Regions from separate parts of the Homo sapiens genome. Here region 2 is linked to region 1. Evidence: chromatin contacts called from ENCODE Hi-C data. All regions are on one chromosome and are shown on one strand. The core of a region is the stretch at or near the end of the contact, and the rest is flanking DNA. Distances in the headings are between cores, read along the strand shown.

Region 1 (2,822 bases), core at 182-2,681:
CATAAAACCTAATAATTTTTAGGTTTGACAAAAGTCATACCCTCACAAGGATCCACAAATCCCTTGTCTCCAATTCTGAAACTTCAAAAGCTCTGGAAACCAAGTTTCTGTTTTTTTTTTTTTTTAGTAATTTATTTGACAGTCAAATAGATCTATCTTAAACTTATTTGGCAGAAGCGTCTGACTCAAACTGAATGAGGCTATTTACTTGTATTTATTTATCCCGTATGAACAATCATATATCTTGCTGCAAAAATATTAATATATTTGATTACGCAGTGTTTTCCCTAAACTCCCTGGGGTATTATAGAATATACAGTATATGACATTTGGTTTTTACCCAAGTCCACTAGACCACAGCAGACCTTGCCCTGATTGCTTGACAAAGTCTAGAGCCCCTTTCCAGTTTCTCTGAGACCATACCCCTGGCTCCAATCCAGCCTTTTCTTGAATACTAATTGAGGCTGCACGAACAGCTCAAAATGCCTATCATGATGTCAGTTGGAGAAATAAATATGCTGTGTGATCATACTGAAAGTCAATGTTATCACCTTGATGGTCAATGACCCGTGGTTTAAGAAGGAACATCTCGGTTTTTTAAAAAGTACCTTTCTATTTTTATCACCGGACGCTGGGCAGTTGAGGATCAGAATTAAGCCATTAGCTCGTAGGCTTGCAATGATATCTGCTCAATAAATATTTACCATTTAGCTGACGCACATCTTGGGCAGTATGTAAGAACTTCTCTCACACTGTGTTGGCAGCGACAGACATGTGCGGAGAAAAAGTAACCGGAGGCCTAATACTGGCTCAGCTCCAGCAATAAATCCATCATTACACCATGGAACTGGCACACTCCCCGTGTATATCTCAAGGACCCCACCCTCTGGCCGGCAGGATCATATCTAGGGATCTCAATTAGAGATCTCGTAGTGAATAAGGGCGAGTTATTCTCGTAACGCCAGAGGTGGTGGACCTGCCGACGCCCTAGGGTGGGACATTCCGGGCTTGGATAGTAAGACATCGTAAATATACGCCAAAATGTCCACACCAACGTTTCCCGAGAGTATTTCTTTACAAGTAAAAGACCGACTCAAAATCACCCCTCTCAAAACGCGTCTCTTTGGAACTGCAGAGTTAGGGAGTAAGACTTTCTGCCTGACCCCACCTACGTCGGCCGCGCGCTCTCAGAGCCAGGGCACCACGCTGCTCCTGCGCAGGTCCTAGACTCCTCCCTTCGGGAGGCTCACCCCCTCCCTTCTCGGCTACTTCCGGCCCTCACCGAACGCCCTCAACGCGCTTGCGCCGTTTTGATAGGCTTCTCGGGCCGAAGTAATCGGAGCGCTGCCTCTCTGGAACCGCCCCCGCCACCTCTTCGCCCCGCCCACGTATTACCGCCCCTCCGAAATCTCGCGAGGGTAGGTGCGCGTCGGTATTTTGCGGGCAACTAGCTCTTCCAGCTGCTGTAAATTGCTGCTGCGGGAGAAACTGGAGCCGCTGTAGCCGGCGCGCCCTTCTTCCCTTACTGCGAGGAGCCACCGCCTCTTTCGCGCTCCTTATACACCTATCACTGGGAGCGGTGGCAGCAACATTCCCTGGACCAACCGCCGCCTCTTCAGGCGGCCGCTTTGCCGGTCATTCCCGAAGCCCGGCAACTGAGGGCGGCCCCCTTTCCTTAACAGTCTCCTCGCTACAGATCGTCTGCTCCCTCAGCCTCGCCCGAGACCCACTTCCCCAGTCTCGCCCGGGTGGAGGTCGACGAGGAGGAGACAAGAGTCACCCTTCCTCCAGGCGGCGCCGGCCCCCTCACCCGCGGGTGTGTCCTATAAATGGCGTCGGAAAGCGACACCGAGGAATTCTATGATGCCCCTGAAGATGTGCACCTAGGGGGCGGCTACCCCGTGGGGTAAGTGACTGCAGCTATGACAGGAAGCCGGGCATCCCAAGCCCCCCGCATCTCCTGTGTCTTCCCCCTACACCCCTCCCAGGTCCCGCTGTGTCCGCCACCGCTGTTCCTCCCCGTCTCACTGGAGGACTTCAGAACCCAGACCTGGGGCTTCTTAGGGCGGGGTGACTCGGAGAAGGGGGAGTCAGCCACCTCGGGCAGCCTCCCGGCCGTTTCCCTACTGAACGGTCCCAGGGTCGGTCTCGGAGCCCGTTTCTCTTCTGATCCAGCCTTCTGTGAGGGGGAACAGCTTACGTGCCTGAGTCGGAGATTTGTATCTGTGGGGTTCTGAGCTTACCTTTCAAACATCCGTTTTGGCCTCGGGGACCGTAGATTAAAGGAGCAGTAACAGGAGAAATGTAACTTGTAGTTTTTTATTCTCCCGTTTACCGCTAACTTACCTATTCACTTCAGAGGTGGCTGTAACTCTCCCCTATTTGCCGTCCTCTTTTTCTTGCACACAGCGAAAAGGAGCGGGGGGAAGGTTGGGTATTTGCTTAAGAAAGTCCTCTAGCGAATGTACTCTAGATCAACAGTGTTTTATTAAAATAACACCTTATCGTGAGGTAAAGGAAATCGAATACACGGTCCCTATTAGGCAGAATGCGGTCTAAAAGGATGGCCAGACAGAAGAAATGTGCACAACTGACTGCAGAGGGACAAACAAGTGCTGAGTAATCTGGTGATTGGAAGGAGAGCCCCAGCTTTGTGTTCTTTATCTAATTCTGCAAGATGTTTTAGTGGTGATTAATATGGGTGATTCTGAATAGGAAGTACAGTAGTTGGAATGCTCGCTTGACTAGGACTTGTATTTACTTACCCACTTCTCCACTTTTCAAAGTTGGGGTAGTGCTTTAAAGCGATTTCGCCGAACTCC
Region 2 (2,822 bases), core at 193-2,692, 410 kb after region 1:
CTCCTGCCTCAGCTTCCCAAGCAGCTGGAATTACATGCATGCACCACCATGCCTGGCTAATTTTTGTATTTTTGGTAGAAACAGGGTTTCAACGTGTTGGCCAGGCTGGTCTCGAACTCCTGGCCTCAAGTGATCTGCCCATCTCGGCCTCCCAAAGTGCTGGGATTACAGGTGTGAGCCACCACACCCAGCCTCAAAAAGTAGTTTAGCTTCCTGCAAAACAACTTTGATATTTTGATATTTGATACTTTAGTATTTGGTATTTGTGACTATATCTACTACAAAGTTTGTTAAATTTCTAAGTTAGTCTTCCATCATTCCCTTTAGAGCCTAGAATTATTAGCAACAGAACAAGGAAGAAAGACCAGATTAATCCAGTTTAATTCAGTAAACCTTTATTTAGAACACTTTGTGGATAAACCACTGAATGCACAGCAGAGACAAAAAACATATCTCTTCTCTCCTAAAGCTCAAAATATAGAGGAGAAGATAGTGCCTGATACAGTGACCTGCATTAAATTAAGTAAGACAGTGTATGCTGAAGGCTGTTGCAGAGGGATAGATAGATTCCTGTGGGAAGTTAGGTTGGAGCTTGGGGTGGTGGTCGAGGGGAGGTGGATGGGTGGATGGAGAGGGGACTGAGAGGCTTTGATGAAGGAGGAAGACTGCCTAGATGGGGGAGTTTCTCTGATGCTGGCCTCTGGGGAAGAGCATTTTGAGAAATGGAGGTATTTAATCGTTGTGATGTCAGGGTGGAGAAGGGGAGACCTAGCATAGGCAGTCTGCCTCTACATGGCCTTGTTCCCTGACTGTCATTTGTTAAGACTTCTTCTGAGAGAATGGGATGTGGAGAGCCATGTCCAAGACTTGTGAAGCTACTGGATAAACATGGCCTTTCATGCTAGAGTGTCTATTTTGCCTGATGACATGATGGAAAGCATTTTTGATACATTAAAACACTCATGGCTATATCATGGAATAGAATGCAAAAAAAAAAAAAAAAAAAGTAACACACATTTTTGGATGAAAACCTCCAAAGTTGCCCCAGGATTCACATCCGCACTCCTCCCTGGTGGAAGGATCCTCCTGGCAAAGTTGGGAAATCCTGCAGGTGGAGCCAGAAGTTCTGTGTGGTTATGTCTGAGGTCTGTTTCTTTTTCCCCCCCTGATGTAAATCTCATTTGAGGTTTTGTAGTTTCACCTGCTCACTCTTGGTACCTGTTGTTTCTCCTTTACTTAAAACCCTTCAGTGGCTCCCTGGTGGCTTTAGGTTAAAGTCCAAACTCTCCAGCATGACAGACAAATCGCTTTATGACAGACCTGGCCCCTGTCAACCTCTCCAGACTCGGTTGCATCTGCCTCCATGCACCCCCGCCCCTCTTGCAGCCTACCATTCGCCCGCAGCAAACTTCTTTCAGTTCCTCAGACTGCTTTCTTCAAATACTCAAACACAACACTAGATTTCAAACAGAATATTCAAACAGAATAGTGGAAACATTCTGCATCCTCTTGTAGCCTAGGCCTTTCCTTTTCATTTGGATGCCTCTTATTTGTCTTTATCCTTATTTCAGCCCAGACACCATTTCCTCTCCAGAAAGCCTTCCTTGACCTCTCAAGTCTAGACATGTGTCCCTTCCTCTTGTCTCACGGCACCTTGCAATTTCTTGTGTCATACTACCCAGCACATTGTGTTGTCATTTCCTGTTACTTGGTGGTAGCCTGCTACAGGCTTCAGTTTCTCTTGAGAGCGGGAGCTGTGTCTTGTTTCTCCTGGTGCCTGATATATAGTAGGTATTCCATAAATAAGTTGTGAATGTTTGGTAGGATCCAAAGCTAGAGAATATTCAGGGTTGCGGTGATGACTTATGAGGTATAAGCAACTGAGGAATATTATGGTTCATGAATAAAAAGAGAGAAGGATTGAGTAGATCCAGCTCCCTAAAGAATTGCTAAGAAGGGGCCAAAGAACTAAGCCTTACTAAGAAGGAGTAGCCTGGCTGTTGATGTTGTAGTAAAGTTTAGGGAGAGCTGTTACACAGGCTTTTAAGATGTCTTGTGAGTTGGCAGCATCCATGTGTTTATTATGCTATTAACCCCTCTTGTTTTCCCTGGAATCATTATTGGTAAAACCGCAGGGAAAACCTTTAAAGAATCTATGTCTATATAAGGGACTGGAAAAGAAGGGAAGAAGTCTTAAAACTGTATCTCATTCCATGGCAGACTGGGTAGAAAATTATCCCAGCTATTAGAATCAGGGTGGCACTGGAGGCAGATGGTAGCCTAGTCCTTGGGGTTCTTCTAAGACAAAAATAGGGAAGTGCCTTGGGGATATACTAGCAAAAACAAAGTCTCAATGCAAATTGTTAAAAGAATGTTTCCTCTGGGTGAATGAATTACAAAAAAACCTGGACTGACCAATTTGAAAAAGCATTCCTCTTCCTCTGGGCTGAAGCAGGCTCTCACCAAAGCTGAGAGCAGATGGTACTTGGGCTGGCTTTCAGCCCTCAGTTGATGTCTTTTTGCAGGGAACAATCTGCACAGCCACTGGAGGTCGCTCAAGATGCAATTCCAAGATAGTGGTGGGTCACTAGCATCCAAGGGGGCAGATATCAAGGATCCTACTTTTTTTTGCGATAGGGTCTTGCTCTGTTGCCCAAGCTGAAGTACAGTTGGTGTGATCATTGCCCACTGCGGCTTCAACCACCCAGGCCCAAGCCATCCCCCCATGTCAGCCTCCTGAGTTGCTGGGATCACAGGTGTGTACCACCATGCCCAGCTAATTTTTGTGTTTTTTGTAGAGATGGGGTTTTGCTATGTTGCCC

Evidence for each region. Hi-C counts contacts between places; a loop is a spot of excess contacts on that map. Pooled maps may share reads with other maps.
Region 2: a pooled map shows a loop between it and region 1 (5-fold over the local background). The contact joins the enhancer-like site here to the promoter of WDR44 in region 1. A Hi-C loop is called at or near these places in 3 of 37 single-sample maps with no recorded cell type and 3 of 50 pooled maps.

The regions. Positions count from the first base shown.
Region 1 is chrX:118,344,675-118,347,496 of GRCh38, forward strand. It overlaps WDR44 (WD repeat domain 44), which reads left to right and starts at 1,432. Exons shown (of 20, transcript NM_019045.5): 1 at 1,432-1,906. The coding sequence starts at 1,830. RefSeq lists enhancers at 663-782, 973-1,022, 1,564-2,107.
Region 2 is chrX:118,750,914-118,753,735 of GRCh38, forward strand. The region is part of intron 4 of IL13RA1 (interleukin 13 receptor subunit alpha 1); the gene reads left to right. Among named protein-coding and RNA genes, the nearest start is that of IL13RA1, 25 kb to the left of the region's middle. RefSeq lists an enhancer at 1,333-1,432. Within about 2 kb of position 1,443, at least 3 of the 41 ENCODE cell types and tissues checked have a DNase peak (open chromatin) inside an H3K27ac peak, as active enhancers do.